Linked DNA regions of Homo sapiens: region 2 is linked to region 1. Evidence: chromatin loops called from intact Hi-C (ENCODE). Cell type or tissue: heart right ventricle. All regions are shown on one strand. Each heading gives the region's core, and the rest is flanking DNA. Links, peaks and the distances in the headings are about the cores only. Region 1 overlaps MSANTD2-AS1 (MSANTD2 antisense RNA 1). Region 2 overlaps MSANTD2 (Myb/SANT DNA binding domain containing 2).

Region 1 (9,959 bases), core at 1,164-9,163:
CAGTGGATGTTTAAAGGAGTAAACAGCAAATACAGAGAGGACATAACATAGACAAAACTGTGTGCACAGAGCCCTGTGGCTATTCCGTCCAGCTGGAGGACGGAGTTGTGACAAGGAGACAGCATGAGGTAAGGAGCTAGCCATGGCAGAGCCCAGGACATGAGGAGCCTTGTGTGCTGTGCTAATGTTGACTTCGATGTAACCTAAAGGCAATGAGCAGTTAGTGACGGATTTTAAAGCCAGAGAGTGACATGGTTAGACATATGTTTTGGAAAACCTCATTGCGAGTGAGGAGGATGAGTTGGAGGAGGACAGGAATGGAGGAAGGGAGGCTAATTAGCAGGCTAGGTGGCTGATTGGATGTGGGAGGCAAAAGAGGGAGTGGAGTTTGGAATATTCCCAAGTTTCCTCTGCAAGGTGTGTTTGCAAATGGGGAGGAAGGTTATCTTGAAGTGGTCCCAGGTCTCTGGCTCAGCTCAACTTGCAGGTAAGGCAGAAACCAGCTGGTCTTCCCTGTTTGCTTTACCCTCGTCTTGGTAGGCAGCCAGGAGACTTGTCTTCCAGTCTCAGGAAGGTAAGCTACTTCATCAGCTCTCTCATCTATAAGGTGAGAGACTTGGATTGGATCTGCTTTACAGACTTACTCCTGCAGGGCAGGGGGTCCAGGGTCTAAGAAGATCAAAGCATGCCAAGGCAAGAATGAATGCCTACTGAAGGAGGCAGTGCCCCTCAGCCAAAGTCTGCTCTAGTCTTGCTGGAAAAGGACTCAAGGTTGCCAGATATTCTACAACGGAAGCCAGAGGTCAATGTTTTTAATATGACATCTTCTAATTTTAAAATGCCCAATCAAAATATACTTGGTTTGAAACACATGAGATATATTTAAATCCATTTGTTCATAAGTGATTTAAAAAAAATCGTTGGTCACCATTAGGGGAATCTGAGGAATCACCTCATTATTTTGATAAATAATAAGGGAAAGAATCAAGCATTTATCCTGCCTTTCCTATTTGACGTGTACCTCTGCATAAACAAATCATTGATGACAGATTCTCTTTAGAGAAGTATTCAAGCTCATAAATGAAGAGTGAATCATAGAACTAGAATGTCACAACTTGGCAATCCCTAATGAAATAATGGGTCTAGACAATGGTCATCACTGACAAGCAGACATTACTTTGGATCGAATTAAACTATGGTCTATGAATTATTCTTTAAAAAATCCAGCATTAATTGATCAAGCCTCTATATCTAACAACCAATTTACAGGAAATGTAGAGGTAGAAGAACATGTTAAATGGCACCATGGGGATACATTTAACAAAATCCAGACTGTGGAAAATTCTACAGAACAAATGATCTGGTTTATTTAACAAATAAATTTCCAGGAAAAAAAGAGATTAACTGGGGGATTATCCGATTAAAGGAGAGAATGCACTGTGGAGATTCATTTGGATCCCAATTTGAACAATAAAGAAAAATAAGACAATTGGGGAAGTTTGAACATTGACTATATATTTGAGGACAAGGAATTATTGTTTTAGGTGTGATATTGATATTATTATGCTATTTAAAAGAATTCTTATCTTTTAGGACTACTTTTTAGTACTTAAAGAAGAAATGATAGGATTTCTGAGATTTGCTTCAAATTCTGGAGGAGAGTGGGAGAATAGATGAAGGAAGATTGCCTTTGAATAGATTAAGTGCTGGCTGAAACTGGGTGGTGGGACTATGGGGGTTTATTATAGCATTCTCACTAATTTATATATATTTATGATCCACAATATGCTATTATTCATGATGGAAAGTTTAAAAAACACTTTATGGACCAAAATGTGTTGGTGGCCTGGATTTGGTCCACAGGCTGCCAGACTGTGGCCTCTAAATCTGATGACACTTCAGCTTCCATCCAACTGTAAATTGCCCGTGAGTCCAAACCATCAGTGGTAGGACCCCTTACTACTAGACTTTGATTCCCCAAACCTTTTTCTGGTCCCTTGTCAGGTCCTTTCCCAGAGGTTCCCATCCCACAGGGAACGCGGTAGTGTGGCAGAGAGGAGCATTAAACAAAGCCATGACGACCAGCCAGAGTTCCCTGGGACGGAAGATACCAGAGGATTGGGGTGCTTAGGATTGGGGTGCTTGGAGCAGGGCGTCTGGAGCTGTCACAGACTAGCGCTGCTCCTCTATCCAATTCTCTAGCCTCCGTGTTGAAGATACACACTGCATCCGGCCAGACCCACTTTTTACCTGAGCATTCCAGAGCCCAGCCAAGGCAAAGACATCTACTACCCAGGAAAAAAATAATAATAAAAGGCTGAAGGCTCCCCTGCGGAGTTCGGGTTAGAGAAGAGGGTGGTCAGTCTCAGGGAGACAGAGCGATTGGGGCAGAGGAGGGGAGAGAGTGAAAGTCCCCTTGTCCGAAGGCACGTGAGAAGGACAGTGCAGCAGACGGGCACGGAGCTATTTCCGTGCGGTCTCTTGTCTTATTGCATGTCCCCCCGCCCCACGCAGTGAACTACCCTTCCCTTGGCACGTGTCTGCGGCGCTGGCTGCTCATTTAGAAACGAAGGGGCCAGCTCGCAGAGTGCATCGCGCGGGCGGCCGCAGAGGGGACGCACAATAGGCAATCAGCGGCCGCGGGGCGGGAGGGGAAGGCGCGGGGGCGCTGCCGGGGGCGCCCGTAGCCTGCGCGCTCCAAGGGCGCTTCCATCCCTCCCCAGCCCCGGGGCCTTTTATTGTTCGCTGGACCAGCTCCTGTTCGTCGGACTGGCGCTGGCGTGGGAGGTTTGGCGAGAGGCGGTCTAGGCCGTTGCCCAGCCCGGGATCCTGCGTGCAGGCGCGCCCTCCACTCGCCCGCGCTCCCACCCAGGTGTCCGCGTGCGGGGATTAGGCGGCCCGCCGGGCTCCCGCCTCCTCCATCAGCCGCTAATGGGCCGTCCTCGGCCTGGCCCCCGCGCCATTGTGTGCGCGTGGGGGTGACGCCGGGTCTCCGCGGCGCGGTGGAGGGTGACCGCGCGCCGCTGCCACCCCGCTTCACACCTGCTCCCCGCCCCCAGCCCCGGCCGCGCTTCGTGTTCCCTCCCTCCCCGCGGGAGGGGTCTCAGCTGGGGCTGCAGTTGGTAAAGAGGCCGTGGAGAGGCCGGCGGCGGCCCGAGGAGGAGCCATAAATTTGGAGCAGATGCGGCCTGACAGTCACCCAGCCCGGGGAGGTGGGGGAGGGCTCTACGCCCCTCCCAGGCCGCGTCTTCTGGTTTGCAGCTGAGTTAGATGGATTCCAGGCCGAGGTGACCCGGGACTTTGGACACACGGAGCCTGTGCTCCTCACTCCCCCACCTCTGCCGGCCGCCCATTGTGTGCCCACGTGCAGGGAGAAGGAATAGGGGGCAGGGACATGTCTGCATTGGCTTATGATTTTCCCCCTAAAAAATGTCGTTTTCCAGCAGAGACTGTGACAAAGTCGGCCACCCTGGCTCTGAGCTGGCGCTTTTTGACAGCAGCCAGAGAAAAATATGGAAGATAGTAGAAGCAAGCTTCAGCTGTTCATTCTGCACTATTTTTTAAGTGCCTGTTTTGTGCTAGAAAGGTAAGGAGGCACAGGCATACAGGATGGGGAGATGGGAAAAGGTGGCGGAAAAAATACCAAGGACTAATACTTGCCATACTATAAGTATTGTGTGTACTGTAATTCTGCACATTAAATAGTATTTTCCTTTAGAAAGTGGCAGTTCCTCCAGCAGAGGAGGGAGCAGGGTGCAGTGTCTCGGGGGGTTGATGGAGTTCGCTCTCAATCCAGGTATCCCATCCACAAATATATGCGTGTCAGGGGTGCTTTCCGCGGATCTGGAAGGGAGTGAAAAGAGCTGGAGCTGCACCCAGGTGGGGTGGACACAGCCCTATTTATCTTATTTGCTCTGGGTACTGTAGGGATTCTTCTCTAGTGTCGCTTTAATTGAAGACTGAGTCTCCCATCTGAAGATCTTGTGACCAAGGGTGATTGGAGGGTCAGTGTCCACAAAGCTGGTGCTCAGTTGGCAAAAACCTCTGCCACCTCCCTTTGTGGCTGTTCTCTGCTCCCTCTAACACTCTGGGCTGGACTGGGTAACTAGATTGGCTTCTAGGACCCATTGCTTCTCCCCTTAGCTCCCACTCCGACAAGTCTCCCTGGTCTGTGCCCAGAGGATCACCCTAAGACTAGAGCAAGCTTGTGCAACCCACGGCCCATGGGCCGCATGCAGACCAGAACACCTTTGAATGCGGCCCAACACAAATTCATATATGTTCTTAAAACATGATGAGGTTTTTTGCAAAAAAAAAAATTTTTTAGCTAGTGTATTTTATGTGTGGCCCAAGACAATTCTTCTTCCAATGTGGCAGGGAAGCCGAAAGATTGGACACCCCTGGACTAGAGATTCACAGCTTGCATGAAAATCACCTGGAGGCCTTATTAACCCTGCCCTACAGTTTCTGATTCCTTTGATCTGGGGTACGGGCAGAGATATTGCATTTCTGAAAGTTTCCCAGGTGGTGACAGTGGTGATACTGGGGGCCACACTTTGAGAGTACTGGCCTACAAGGAAAGGAAAATAGGGGCAGGTGAAAAAAGGAAGGAGCTGAAGTCTTCAGTGCTGGAGGAGGTTACTGGAAGCTGAAGCTCTCCAGGGTACTTGGGTATCTTCACCCTCTGTGAGGGATCCATAGGCCAAATCCCCAAATAATTGTGGACATATTCCAGAATTCATATTCTAGTATTCGAGTGTGTGTGTGTGTGTGTGTGTGTGTGTGTGTTTCTGAAGACTTAGCACTCCCCCTAATGGCTTCAGATGATTCTGCACTCTCCTCAGCCTTTCAACGGGAAGCAAGAATTACTCTTATTTTCCCAGCCTAACTTGGTTATCCACTCCCATCTCTTTGTCACTGATGGAGCGGGGCATTGTCTTACACATTTGTTTACAAATTGAAGAGCATAGTTTTTTTTTACACAATAGTTTGTGTACTAATGAATGAATTAGTGCTATCTTTCCTCTTTAGGAGAACCTTGTTCTCCTAAAATCTACCTTAAGTCACATTTGAAGTGTTGTAGAACCACCTACCAGTGTTCTAAAACACTTCAAATGTGTTCATAGGGAATGAGTTCCAGATGGTTGCCTAAAAATTCTCCCCAAGGTGTCGGTGCCGTTGTCATCAGTTGGGAACTTTTGGCTGGCGGCAAGCACAACCCGAGTCAGAGGTTAAGGATGGATTTGCAAAGTGGAATTTTTAAGTGTGGTATATGGACAGATCAGATGAGAAAATCAAGTGGCATTTTATTTCTCACCACCAGGTGGCAGACCTAACCTCATTAATGAGAATCATCCCTAGACTTGAAGCCTGGCCTGAATTCTACTTTTTTCATATATGAGCCAGGGCAAAAGAGCTGTTTCTCTACTTAAATGACTCAGAAATTTGGGGTAGGGAGAACAATGCTTGAAAATATCTTTGTAGGCCGCGGTGGCTCACGCCTGTAATCCCAGCACTTTGGGAGGCCGAGGCGGGTGGATCACGAGGTCAGGAAATCGAGACCATCCTGGCTAACACGGTGAAACCCCGTCTCTACTAAAAATACAAAAAATTAGCCGGGTGTCGTGGCGGGCGCCTGTAGTCCCAGCTACTTGGCAGGCTGAGGCAGGAGAATGGCGTGAACCCGGGAGGCGGAGCTTTGCAGTGAGCCGAGATCGCGCCACTGCACTCCAGTCCGGGCAACAGAGCGAGACCCCGTCTCAAAAAAAAAAAAAAAAAAAAAGAAAATATCTTTGTAACTGCCGCCAATGTACTTGAGTAATCCCTTGAGCTTCCTGATCCGTGAGGAAGGGCTCGCTGATACTTTTTTTTCCTTCTGGAAAGAGGGAAAACATATGGATGTAACAAAATGGGTTACTTAAGAAAAATGTAAGCGATCTAACTTCTAACCAGAGGTTTCTGCCAGGGCATAAACACATGGCAGCCCTAAACAGCTTTGCAGGCACATGGCTTCCTTCACTTCCAGCCCGTCTGGCAGGCACCCTCTTAATTCCTACCAACTTAATTCCTACCACCCGAGTTCTTTGTTCTGTCGCCCATATTGAAGTTTCCTCAAACTAAAAATGAAAGCTTTATTATAATTCTGGAATCTACTCAGGGCCTTCTTAACTAAATTCTAACTTGCAGTATACGGACATGTAGTTGATCTCTCCTTTATCCCAAATGATCTTGACCCTCAGATCATAGTCAACGTATAAATTAAATTCAACCTAAATTATATAACTATAGCAAGGGTTACACACACACAGCAAGAATGCAGGACGGGCGCGGTGGCTCATGACTGTAATCTCAGCACTTTGGGAGGTCAAGGTTGGCGGATCACCTTAGATCAAGAGTTCAAGACCAGCCTGGCCAACATGGCAAAACTCCATCACTACTAAAAATATAAAACTTAGCCAGGTGTGGTGGCGTGTGCCTGTAGCCCCAGTTCTCAAGAGGCTGAGACACGAGAATCTGCTTGGGAACCTGGGAACCTTGAACCTGGAAGGCTGAGATTGTAGTGAGCCAAGACTGCACCACTGCACTCCAGCCTGGGCAACAGAGCGAGACTCTGTCTAGAAAAAATAATAATTATATATATATATATATCTTACAGGAGGGGTCAATGAATGTTTTGGGAGAAGGGCAGTGAAGATTTCTGTTCTACACACCTTTCTCATCTCAGGGCTATATTACAGCAGATTCTGACAGTATAGTAGCTTTCTTCACAATGTCAAGATCAGAGCAGATCTATACCTTACATAGAAGACAGAAAATTGACTATACCAACATCAGGTCCTCCAGCATAGGTGGGACATTACCTTTTCAGCCTGCAGGGCTTAGTACTTCTTTCAGCTGATCGGCTTCAGGCCTCTTCCTCATTTTGGAAAGGGCAAATCTCAGGTGCACACTGAAAATCTTAGACTAAGTAGCCTGGTACAGTGGCTCACGCCTGTAATCCCAGCACTTTGGGAGGCCGAGGAGGGTGGATCACGAGGTCAAGAGATCGAGAACATCCTGGCCAACATGGTGAAACCCTGTCTCTACTAAAAATACAAAAATTAGCCAGGCGTGGTGACATGCACCTGTACTCCCAGCTATTCGGGAGGCTGAGGCAGGAGAATCGCTTGAACCCAGGAGGCGGAAGCTGCAGTGAGCCAAGATCATGCCACTGCACTCCAGCCTGACGGCAGAGCCAGACTCCGTCTCACAAAAAAAAAAAAAGAAAATCTTAGACTAAGTAAAACCCTCCAGCCCAGAGTGCTTCTCTGCATTGGGCAATTCACTCTCACTGCCAGAGCTCCCTTATACACTTTAAATGCTTATAAATACACTAACAGACAGAGCCTATGGGAAACAATATAAGAGGATTGGATAGTAAGTATTTGGTTTTTTCTATGTAGTTTGTTAACAGAATCAGTCAAAATATATTTATGGAATGCCCACAGGCTACATAGCATGGTACTTCACCCTTCATTGAAAATCCATTAAAACAATTACTGGGTCATGCCTGGAAACTTTTTTCACAAAGGAATTTTCTTTAGTTGCTGGGTTGACAGGAACTAATTTGAGATGCAAAACTAACAACCCCATTTGAACTAGCAAGCCCTTATGTAAACCACTACAAGTGATATGTTTGAATTTATTCGCACCTGTGCCTGTATATATGGACTTAAAAGCTAAAGATATCGTGGTATTAATATGCATATAAGGGAAGGAGAGTTTTAAAAGTTAGTGAATCATCTTCCACTAATGCTTGGTAAATGTTTACCAAGAAGGTTGTGCCCTGGTTATAGGCCGGTAATGACCACCAATAAATAAAACTGTTTTCACCTCTATAACAGTTATGGAATGTCATTCCTTCTTGCCTTTCATACCAGGAAAACTAGGCTGAAGAAAAAAATCACTTCTTTTTAATCAAGGCAAAAACAGACTCACCCAACCAAAAACCAACCCTTGGTATTTGAAATTAGTTTATTAACATAGGGAGATTTCATATTTTTTTATTGTTTTCTCCCACCACTAACTTTAAGACTTTAACAACCTTTATTAGAATACACACACAGCTATATATATATATTTGGTTCTGTCTTCTCTAAATCATTTGTTTAACAAGGAATTTTTTTACTTAAGGCACTGGTATAGAAAATGTACCCCATTTCTTGCATATCTTGCATGTTATGGGGTCTTGTTAAGTGTTTCCAAGTTTGGTGGAATCACCACCATTTCTACCCCTGGTCCATATTTTTAGTTCCAGATCTTCTCTGCAACCACTATCCCAGTCCAAAACCCTCTACTGTATTCGCTGTCTTCTTAGTGCGGAGGAGAAAGAAAGAGCAGGGTTGGGCAGAGGGTCTTATTCTGCCTTAAAAGAAGGTTATACTTTCTGTCAAAGGATAGAACTCTGACTGACTTAACGAAAAATACAGTAGTATAAGTTTAGACCCAAGGTCAGATAGTCCTGGGGCTAAAGCTCAGATCCATCACTTAGCAATTATGTGATTTGCTGCAAGTCACCTAACTTCTCTGAGCCAAGGCTGCCCTTCTCACTTGTAAAGTGAAGCTTAAATAAGATAATACATATGAAAGGCTGGGTGTGGCAGTTGCACCTTAGTCCTTGCACTTTGGGAAGCCAAGGCCTGTGGAGCCCTTGAGCTCAGGAGTTCAAGATCAGCCTAAGCAACATGGCAGTAAGCTGTCTCTACAAAAAATACAAAAATATGCTGGCTGTGGTGGCATGTGCCTGTATTCCTAGCTACTTGGGAGGCTGAGGTCAGGAGTTCAAGACTAGCCTGAGCAACATAGTAACAACCCGTCTCTACAAAAAATACAAATATGCTGGTCATGGTAGTGCATGCCTGTAATCCCAGCTATTCAGGAGGCTGAGGTGGGAGGATCGCTTAAGCCCTGCAGATTGAGGCTACAGTGAGCTGTGTTAGTGCCACTGCACTCCAGCCTGGGAGATAGAGTGAGACCCTGTCTCAAAAAGAAAAAAAAAATGCACATGAAATGCTTAATGTCTGCCCTACTACAATGCATCAGAGAATAGAAGTTATTAGTATCTACCGGACCCAAACCTCTGTGAGAATAGAAGCTTGCTTCACTTCTGTTGCTTTGGGCAAAACTTCACCTGTGATCAAGAGAGTATGTGTGTGTGATACTGTGAAATATATATTTGGTCTTCTCCTGTCTCCTGACATATAGCTTCCCAAACCCTTGGAATCTCTAAAGCAACAGGAGTCTTTTGTATGCTAATGAGGTAAATGGTGGCCCAGCCATGATTAGAGGGCTGGGACTTTCAGCCCCACCCTCCAACCTCTGGGGAAGGGAAAGGATCTGAAGTTTGGGTTGGTCACCAGTGGTCAATGATATAATTATTCATGCCTACATAATGAAGCTTCCATGAAAACCCAAAAGGACAGAGTCTGGGGAGCTTCCAGATAGCTGAACACATGGAGGTGCCTGGAGGGTGGTGCCCTGGAGAGGGCATGGGAGCTCCGCACCCCTTCCCTGTGCATCTCTTCCAGCTGGCTCTTGATCTGTGTCCTTTGTAACATCCTTGTAATAAATGGGTAAGTGTAAGTAAAGTGTTTCCCTGAGGTCTATGAGTCACTCTAGCAAATTAATCAAACCCAAGGTGAGGGCCCTGAAAACCTCAATTTATAGTTGCTTGGTCAGAAGCACAGGTTACAGCCTGTGGTTATGACTGGCGTTTGAAGTGGGGCAGCCTTGTGGGACTGAGCCCGCAGCCTGTGGGATGTGACTGAGCCTGTCTCCAGGTGGAAGGTGTTAGAATTGAATTGGAGGATGCACAGCTGGTATCTGCTGGAGTTAGAATTGGAGGACGCATAGCTGGTATCTTCAGTTTTTTTTTTCTTGCCTCTTTAGTATGCATGTGCAAATACAACCGAAAACTCATT
Region 2 (9,959 bases), core at 1,224-9,223, 58 kb after region 1:
TTTAGATAATTTTCTTGCATGTGTTTTAGATATCACATACTAATAAAAGTATCATTTTTAGTGTATCTGAATACCTCTTTGATGTAGTCCCCCAAGGTGTGAACTGAGAAAAAGATTCAAAGAGGTGCTGACTTAGCAACTTCAGAGGTGATGTAGGAGGTCAAATGAAAATAGCCTCTAATCCCAGTCAGTTCTTTGCCAACAACTGATTTTTTTTTTTTCCCTTTCAGGTGAGGAGGAAGTTCTAGACAAATAGTGTTATCTGCTATCTTTGGTGACTGTAGCTACTACCTATTGCTGCTTATATACTGAAATAGTTCAGTATACCCTACTTTTTTGACCTGTATTCTTGTAAATAGAAAAGCACTTGAGAATTCCTTGTCTTGAAGGATTCTTGTACCCTAAAGAAGCTCTTATACATGAACATGCATGCTAGGTGTGACCTTTACAAGTATTACTGCTCATCTGAGATCATTGTATGAGTGTCCATGAGAAGCACACATAGCATAGGGTCAGAAGCTTTATGGTTACATGAATTGAGTTCCTTGAGCCATGGAAGATGTTTGTTTTTAACAATTAGTATTGTCCTTCTTTAGGGTTTTTTTCTTAGTAATCTGAATGGGCACGACCCTCAGCTGCTAGCATGAAGGAACCTAGAAAACTTAGAACTTGATATTCATTGACAATCAAAATTTCCTGAATTTTATATTTTTTTAAAGTTTTGTTTTTACTTTCTTTTATTTTTTATTTTTATTTTTTGAGACAGAGTCTCACTCTGTCACTCAGGCTGGAGTGCAGTGGCACAGTCTCAGCTCACTGCAACCTCTCCCTCCTGGGTTCAAGCAATTCTCATGCCTCAGCCTCCCAAGTAGCTGGGACTACAGGTGTGCATCACCACACTCGGCTAATTTTTGTATTTTTAGAAGAGACAGGGTATCTCCTGTTGGCCAGGCTGGTCTAGAACTCCTGGCCTCAAGCGATCTGCCTGCCTTGGCCTCCAAAAGTGCTGGGATTATAGGCTTGAGCCACTGGACCTGGCCCTGAATTATTAATATATATTCTAGGCAAGAATCTCTTCTCATGGAGGCAGTATTGACCAGTTATAAACACAAAGTGAGTGAGTCATTGATAGCCAGATTCAGAATGAAGTGCAAGCTGATAGGATTCAGTCCTGGACAGTTCCCCACAAAGACTGAGGCTCCAGAGAGGTAAGATCTCTTCGTTTGTGGTGGTCATTCTGTTTGACCCGATTAAAATCAGAAAGCAATCGAGTCTTTCCCCCTTCCTGTCTTTGACAGAACTACCTTACATTCTTGACTATTTCATTTGCTTGTTTACTTTGTAAGGCATAAGAAATAAAATTTGGACAGGGCTGCAGAGCTCCCTTTGGCACGTGGCCTGCCCGCCCAAAGAAAGGTATAACAACAAGAATGATAGATATTTTTAAAATAGCCTTGCCCAGCTATTTTCAAAAGGTTTCAGGAGCCCCGCCCATCAAGATTCATTGATTTGATAATTTATTTTAGTTAAGCAATGAATTTTCTGATGTTCTTTGCTAAGAAAAATTTTATCCTCTTGCTAGTGATTTACTACTTTAAAATTAGCTTAATTATGTATTGAATAAATATATATTTTGAATAAGCCTCATGTGATTAGCACTGTTCTAGGCTTGGGGAATAGAGACAACCAAGATAGATAAAATCCTTACCTCATGGAGCTTACAATCTAGTGAAATAACTTCTTAGGAAACATTAAAGTTTCTTAAGTGGCATTTGATAATTTTCATATGCCAAACTCCTCTTAAAGGAATACTTATCTTTGGGCCTTGCTTCCTCATTTGTTAAGTGAGGAAGATGAACTAGATGATCTCTGAGGTTCTTTTATGTTCAGAACTTGTATTACGTTTTTCTATTTTTATTTTTTTTAGAGACAGGGGTCTCACTCTGTTGCCCAAGCTGGAGTGCAGTGGCGTGATCATGGCTCAATGCAGCCTCTACCTGCTAAGCCCAAGGGATCTTCCTGCCTCAGCCTCCCCAGTAGCTGAGACTGCAGGTGCACACCACCACACCCAGACTAATTTTTTTTTTTTTTTTAAGTAGAGACAAAGTCTTGCTATATTGACCAGGCTGGTCTTGACTCCTGGCCTTGAAGCGTCCTCCAGCCTTGGCCTCCCAGAGTACTGGAATTATAGGCATGAGCCACTGATTCTGGCTCCATAATGTTTAGAAGATGGAGCCTAGTTTGTAATTAGAACCTTAGGCAATTCCACCCACCTTTAGTGGATCAGTATATTACAAAAAGTGTTATAAAGAGACATTTGCCAAAGACAGTGATATCAGCAGGTGATGAAGAGTATCAAATGCTGCAGGGAAGTTAAATGAGTTAAGGACAAAGTTTGAGCTTCATTCAGTTATTAAGAAGACATTGGCCAGGCGTGGTGGCTCACGCCTGTAATCCCAGCACTTTGGGAGGCCAAGGCAGGCAGATCACCTGAGGTCAGGAGTTTGAGACCAGCCTGGCCAACATAGTGAAACCCCGTCTCTACTAAAAATATAAAAATTAGCCGAGCGTGGTGGTGGGTGCCTGTAGTCCCAGCTACTCGGGAGGCTGAGGCAAGAGAATCACTTGAACCCAGGAGGCAGAGGTTGCAGTGAGCCCAGATTGTGCCACTGCACTCCAGCCTAGGCGACAGAGCGAGAATCTGTCTCAAAAAAAAAAAAAAAAAAGACATTGATGATCACAATAGGAACAGTTTTAATAGAGTCATAAATTAGACTGTGATCCCATTGGGTTGAGGATTGAATTATTGTAGACATTGCCTATTCCTGTGAGACCCTTTAGACATTAGGCAGTGTTAAAGCTGGAAGATGTGAGAGCTTAGCCATAGAGACTACTAAGGAACGTAGTCAAGACTTACTTTACTATACTTGTTTCTGGATGTGTGTTTTTCTGTTTTAAGTTGTTACTTGAGGTAGTTTATCTGGCATCTATATCGATAAGTTAATCAGACAATAAGTGATCAAGTACTGTGTGATGCAGTTGGAACAGATAATCAGCATAACGAATCATTTAATATCACTTAATTATTACTTCAGAAAAAAGATTTCTTGCCCAGCAGGTAGAAAGAAGTGCTATATTTTTTAGAAGAGTAAAGTAATATCGTTGTATGCTTTCACTTTTTTTTTTTTTTTTTTTGAGACAGAGACTCCCTCATGTCGCCCAGGCTGGAGTGCAGTGGCACGATCTTGGCTCACTGCAACCTCCACCTCTCAGGTTCAAGTGATTCTCCTGCCTCAGCTTCCCGAGTAGCTGGGACTACAGGTGCCCACCACCACGCCTGGCTGATTTTTGTCTTTTTAGTAGAGACGGGGTTATGCCATATTGGCCAGGCTGGTCTCAAACTCCTGACCTCAGGTGATCCGCCCACCTTGGCCTCCCAAAGTGCTGGGATTACAGGCATGAGCCACCGCACCCGGCCCTTGTATGCTTTTACTGATAGAAATTATTTCCTTCAAGAAACGGGAATTTGGCTAATTTACCTCTTAAAGGAAATTAATGCTGCTTTATCTAAATGAACAGAATAGTGAGTGAACTGATAATTGTACTTAAAGTAATTGTTCCAATCTTTAGAATCTCCTATAAAATCTAAGATACAAGTTTACCTTATTTTAGGGTTTCAAACTAATGTATGTTATATTTTATGGAGGAAAGAACTACATAATGCAGAGCAGAATTTTTTAACGACGTTCTTGTATGGGTTCTTTAGTGAGTCCAGGTACCCCCTTGAAATCGTATGGGACAGGTTGTGTATGTGTGCATTTTTCTGAGGAGTGGATCCATGACTCAAAAAGGTTAAGAACTTCTGCCCTGGAAAGGAAAAGCAAAAGATTGAAGAATAAAAACATTTTGTATTTGCCAAAACTTGTTCTGTAGCAGTAAGTGTGAAACAAGTTTGCTACATTTTTCTTTTTGGTTTTACTTGGTTGGGGCTTTTTTGTTTGGTTGGTTTTAAAGGATTTAGGGGATTGGCAAGTCAGTTTGTCAGATGTCAATGAACAGAAAACCTAAGAAAAAAGGTAGCAAAAGTTCTGCTGGCCCCAGATGGATTTTGCCTTAAGTAATTTCCTAATCATTAGTTACAGCTCTGTGTCAAAAGATGTACATAGAAATTTATGCTAGATTCTTAACATCTTTCTTACTGTGTGCAGAAATGTTTTTTTATTTATGTATGCTACATAAGATATTGTCTTTCCTACTTTTATGCTCACAGTAACAAAATATAGCTCAAGAAATTAATGTTTTTCTTAAAGATATTAAATGGTGTTTCGTTGCCTCAATTAACTAAGAGCAACTAGTTTTAACAGTTACAATAGTAACTTTAAAGGTATAAGAAAGATCTATTTTGCAAAGATCTTGCTTCAAAATACAAATCTGCTTTAGTCTGAGGTATCATTTTTAACAATTTTATAAGAAAATTAGTCACTGGAAATTTACTCCCAATGTAATTTCTTCATCTCTCGTGGAGCACAATATGTGATTTTTAAGGCCTTGTTTGTGAATAAGTGTGCTCTTTAATCATTTGGGTAAAAGGAATCTCAAATTTATCATGTGTACTTGGCAGTGGATTAAGATAACTATGTAATCCATTTCCAGTGTGGCCAGCTTGACAGCTACATTTGAAAATCTGTTTCACTGCTTGTTTTTTCTTGTAACATTGTTTCCTGCTATTATAACTAAGCTGTCCTCCTTGCAGATTGACTTTATTTTTCATCTGACATCTTAGACTGATCAAGCCAATGTTTTCTAAACAATACATTTATATAGCTGTTATGCCTTATTTCTGTTCCTCCACGTTATAGTGCTCCATTCCATGTATGGTCAGTTAGCTAGAACAGTGTTTTTGTCCTGGTGAATATTTTATGATTGTATGAAATGGGGCAAACTTTGAGAAAATTATTAAGCCAATACTGGAATTGGTTGGCATATGCCTTTATGATTTATTTAGTTTGTTTTCTACTTTGCCCTACCAGGGAAGAATTTAATTCTTCCCATTTCCTGAAAGTCAAAGGATTGGAGGACACTAAAGCAAAATAAACCTTAATTTCACCCCAAAAGTAGCTTAGGTAATGTCAGGAAGGGCTTTGATGAAACCACTGTCCCTGCTTATAGATCTTATTTTCCAAGCCTTTCAATATTTTATTTGCCCTTTTCTGAACTCTACAATTTCCCTCTCTTGTAGCTGGTTCGATGCCCAGAACTGAATGCTGTGCTCCAGCTGTGGCCTCACCGGTGCTGAATAGAGAGGAAGAGCCACCTTCATAGCTTACATGTGATTCCTCTGCTTATACAACCCAATACTGGATTTACTTACTTTGGCAAGATAGCTGCATTGTGCACTGTATTTAATGTTACGTGTACTGTAACCCTGGGTCTTTCTCTACATTGCTGCCGTTAAACCCCCAATCCTGCCAATCTAAAACTCCTGCCTTTGTTTACCTTCCCCCTCCCCCATAGACTCCCCATACATTCATCCACAATGAATGTCATCTTTTTATTCTCTCATTTCCTTTTACTCTAATCTTAAACTTTGGCAAAACTTTCACTCTGTCCTATAAATTGTCAGTTGTCAGCCATCTTATTTTTCTCCCTGCTTTGGTAATGGGACATCTTTGAAGTCTTTTCTCTGGCTCTTTTCCCTTCATAGTCATGAAGCACTTGGCATGGTGGATTTAGTAAGCATTCTCTTGCCATTGCTTCCAAATCAAATACCATGAACTCCTCTGGGTTGACCACCGATCAAGTTGTTACCTATGCTTTAGTTCTTCAGTCCAGGTTTTCCTGACTCCTCCTGACCTCTATCCCTACAGCTTCTTTCAGGATACAGTATTCTCTCACAACTCTTCCTCCAGGGGGAGACAACAGCATCATGTCAATTTACCGGGGAGATTTCCAACAGTCAGGAAAATTACAATCTCTAATTGTGAATAGAATAGTTTTTAATAATTTTAAGCACATTTCTGCCCCTGCCCCAGACCTTAATTTTTAGAAACTATTAAGCTTAAGTTACTACAAATTTCTAGGATGAGTAAAATAAAGGAAGAAGAAAGGGAAGCAAGATTTTTGTGTTGAATAGGACATGGTTCTCCAAGAAAGCCAAATTGAGGTTCTTGTTGGGTTTGAGAGCTGTCTGAAATGGGAATTGAGGCTTCGTTTTTCTGAGCATTATTGTAATCTCAGCTCTAGAGTAGGTTTTTAAGTGGGTTTATTTAGGACTGGGACACGCACAGTCTTAATTCCATGCTTTGGCTAATTTAGAGTGTGGAAAGTGTAACCTCTTTTGCTTTATTGTGGGTGATAATTGGAAGGTCTCCATAGTTCCTTTTTATCCATCTCTAAACTCCCTCAAGTTTAACTCAATCCCAGTGCTTCTTACAGTACCAGTCAAGCCGAAGTTTCAGTTCTTACTCTTTTTTTTTCTTAGTTGATGTGATTTAAATAGCCTCTCCTTGGATCTGTGGTCTTTACTGAACCCAGAAGTTACCTCTTAAGTGCATTTATATCTTGAGAGAGTTAAAATCAGTTGGGAAATCTTTTTTAACATGATTTCAATACATCAAATTCCTATCATGGATTTAAAAGTTACCAAACATCTTTCCTTCAGGCCCCTGATAGATATTTTACATACTAGCATAGTGCAGTATTCAAGTGTATTACAAAAGTACACTACAAAGTAAGAAGTAGCAAGATCTGTTAGTGTCTTTTGATAAATTGTAAAATGTGTCACCTGACTTTTCTTCCATATCTGTAACCATTAGATACTGCTAGTTTCCTTATTCACAATTACATAAGCCAAGTGAAGTATTAAGCTCAATTTGGTGGTTCCAAAGAGAGTAAGAGTCTTTGCTGTGGTTTCCTACCATGTCTATCGCCAGAGATTGGTGGCTTTGCTTATGCTTGTGTCACTTCCTGATATGTGTGGCACCTTTCTTGAAAGGAATGTTAGTTTTATTCCCTGACTTCCGAAATAACCGTCAGCAACAGAGCCAACTGGGCCCTTGTGTGTGCTGAATGCTTTTCTCCAGGGAGTCAGTAAGTAGTGAGCAGTGGCATGGTTTCCTTCTCCATTTATGGCCTTGGAAGGGTGAAAGGGACATGGTTGGGACTCTCCATTTACGGTCCTTGGAGGAGTTGAAAAGAGTGGTTGGGGTGTTCTTGGAGGCAGAAACTAGACATTGTGAGATAAAAATAAATTGGCAAGGGATGTTTGGAATTCAAATTCCAATCCCTGCAAGGAGGGCAGAGGGCGCTGGGAAAGGGGGAGTGTGTAGAAAGTCAAATGAGCTCTGCCGCAGGCATTTGTCTCCTTCCATTGGAAGGTTTGCCCATGACACACATTTGCCAAGTTCATATTTCTGGTTTGTTCTAGAAAGTTTTGTCTTATGTAATTGTGACTATCTTTTACAAAGAGGAAGAAGAAACACTTTTAAAAAGAGTGTATCGTTGGAAACCTCAGTTCTCTAAGGCATCATTTGAGGCTCCAGAAGAGATCTCAAGAAAGGGAGAATGAGGCAGATGCTTGTGCAGGGGGTAGGCCGGCTGGCTTTAGGGTGGGAGACTCTTAATTGTTGCTCTGTTTTTGTGTGAGGAAGATCATCACACATGTCGTGCTTTTATTATTCCTTTTACCCATCTAGATTTCTGGCTTCAAGGGACAAATTTTTAAAGTATCTGATAGAGTGTCTTGTAGATTGTCAACTGTGATTTAAAGATACTGAACTTCCTGGCTGGGTGTGGTGGCTCACGCCTGTAATCCCAGCACTTTGGGAGGCCAAGGCGGGCGGATCACCTGAGGTCGGGAGTTCAAGACCAGCCTGACCAACGTGGAGAAACCCCGTCTCTACTAAAATTACAAAATTAGCCGGGCAGGGTGGCGCATGCCTGTAATCCCAGCTACTTGGGAGGCTGAGGCAGGAGAATCACTTGAACCCAGAAGGCGAGGTTGCAGTGAGCCGAGATGGCGCCATTGCACTCCAGGCTGGGCAACAAGAGCGAAGTGCTGTCTCAAAAAATATATAAATAAAGAGACTGAACTTCCTTGGAGGCTTTGTAGATATTATTAAGAGTTGTTTTAGTTTGGTGAAAATAGTTAACATATTGGCTTATGGAGAGCAATCTCACGTTTAGGATAAATTTAGTCTGGCAGTGCCTACAAATTAAGTCTGAGGTGAACTACTTTTGAACAGTTGAGTTAGAAAGTATTTGGTAGCCACCAGGGAAAAGAGATCTTATTTCAAGAAAATAATTAGTGAAACTCAGTAAAGTAGAAGGGAGATTAGAAGGAACAAAGGGAGGCAGAGATGGGATAGAGACTGGTTGCAACTTAACTAAATTTGGAAGCTGGGATTAAGCCCTTGATTTATCTTTTGAAATGCCATATAAGATAGCATAAGATGTACCATTAAATTCAGGAAACTGGGCTAATAATCAGAAATATGTGTTAGAAATAAAGACCATGGTAAAAATGGAAGGGTTGTACAAGAGAATAAAATTATTCAGGTTTTGTCTGTGGATTTGCATAATGATATTTATTTGCTGTGTGCCACATGGCAGAAAAGGAAGTGAAATAACACCCCTCTGTCCCGTCCTTTTCCCCAGAAAGAAATCACTGGCTTCATTTGTTGGTTTGTTTAGCTGGCAGCTTGAGTTGGTAGAACAGACGAGTAGATTGTCTAGCTTTAGACGTAGGTATTAGTGTACTGTTTCTTGATCATTGATGTTTGAGACCTGGAATTTGTAGCATTATTGATTTGACCTCTGTTTTAAATTTTAGCGGCTTCCACAAAGACTGAGTTAGTAAGGAATACAACTATGTAAGTAATATGTTTTACTAGCTAATTTGTCTAGGCAATTATTTTTACCCTGTATTCATTCCTTCTTAATCAAGAGTAAGGCAGGTATTCTTTGCTTTGGGAAATTCTTCTTTCTGTCCTCCCTTCCCTCACTTTTTCCAAATTCTGGGCACAACAGCAGCTCTCTCTCTTCTGTGGCAGGTGTGCATCCTATTGGCTGGCTGGTATTTCTTGTTTTTTTTCCCCCTTATTCTTTTTAAATGGGGGTGGGGGTATAAAAATATGTGTATGGGGTACATGCAATAATGTTGTAATGTTTCTTGTTGTTTAATGGATAATTAATTGCAAAATAATTGTTTTAATTATAACATGTTTGAGTAAATGCTAAATTAGTATTTTTTTCTAATATAATAATGAATTTGAAATCTAGCATTCCTGTAACAATGTGTCTATGTTTGTCTGTCTGTGTCTGTCTAATAGTAATTAATATCTGTGGTCCGTACCTGGAAGAGGAAGTACAGCTTTAAAGGAATAACAAAAGACTTTGTGTCTTAGACCCTTCGCAGGTGTTACAGTCGGGTGAAAGAACATGGTGTTGGGAAAAGAAAGAGCAGTTACACATTTGAACAGTTGGAACAGGTGTTTGGTCAGGGAGGATGGGATGCTCAGCCCTGCCAGCCTGTACTTATTAACAGTAGTGGCTTGTACCAGGAGCTGGAGTCAGATGGCAGCACTATGGAGGACTATTCACAGGAGGACTGGGGAAACCACAGTCAGGATCTCCATGGCTATCCAACAGATCAGGAATTGGGTAAGAAAGCCAACATATATGATACTTATGTTTGTGTATATTTATATACCTTTATGTATGTGCACCAGTACTTATTACCTGTAAATATCTTTGGTACTGTTCCCTATAGTGGTCAGCATAAGGCATAAAGGGCATCTCTGCCTTGTATGTCTTTCATGAATTTGCATGTCCCAGTCTATTTGGGGCAATGTGGGCATCCTTGGTTTAGCCTTAAACTGCCAACTGGTGCTTGGTGTTGTTCATTTGGCAAGTTGTTTACCAGCAGGATTCCCAAAGACACAGAAGAATTTCTAATTCTG

What was found. Hi-C counts contacts between places; a loop is a spot of excess contacts. Peaks named below come from ENCODE experiments on the same cell type or tissue, not always from the same donor. Only the 100,000 strongest peaks of a DNase experiment are listed, where the experiment ranks them.
Region 2: it touches region 1 in a loop (2.4-fold over the local background); 63 of 110 quality-filtered maps call a loop at or near these places.

Annotation. Positions count from the first base shown.
Region 1 is chr11:124,832,524-124,842,482 of GRCh38, reverse strand. MSANTD2-AS1 (MSANTD2 antisense RNA 1) reads right to left here. Exons shown (of 5, transcript NR_103862.1): 5 at 7,996-9,597. Among named protein-coding and RNA genes, the nearest start is that of ROBO3, 28 kb to the left of the region's middle. In heart right ventricle, for the core only: CTCF peaks have their summits at 5,126 and 5,326 (motif pointing right); DNase peaks (open chromatin) are centred at 3,142, 5,322 and 5,670; H3K4me3 peaks cover 2,483 bases; H3K27ac peaks cover 319 bases; H3K27me3 peaks cover 3,470 bases.
Region 2 is chr11:124,774,420-124,784,378 of GRCh38, reverse strand. It overlaps MSANTD2 (Myb/SANT DNA binding domain containing 2), which reads left to right. Exons shown (of 4, transcript NM_001308027.2): 2 at 9,405-9,660. Among named protein-coding and RNA genes, the nearest start is that of ESAM, 17 kb to the right of the region's middle. In heart right ventricle, for the core only: a CTCF peak has its summit at 5,909 (motif pointing right); no DNase peak of the experiment used is centred there.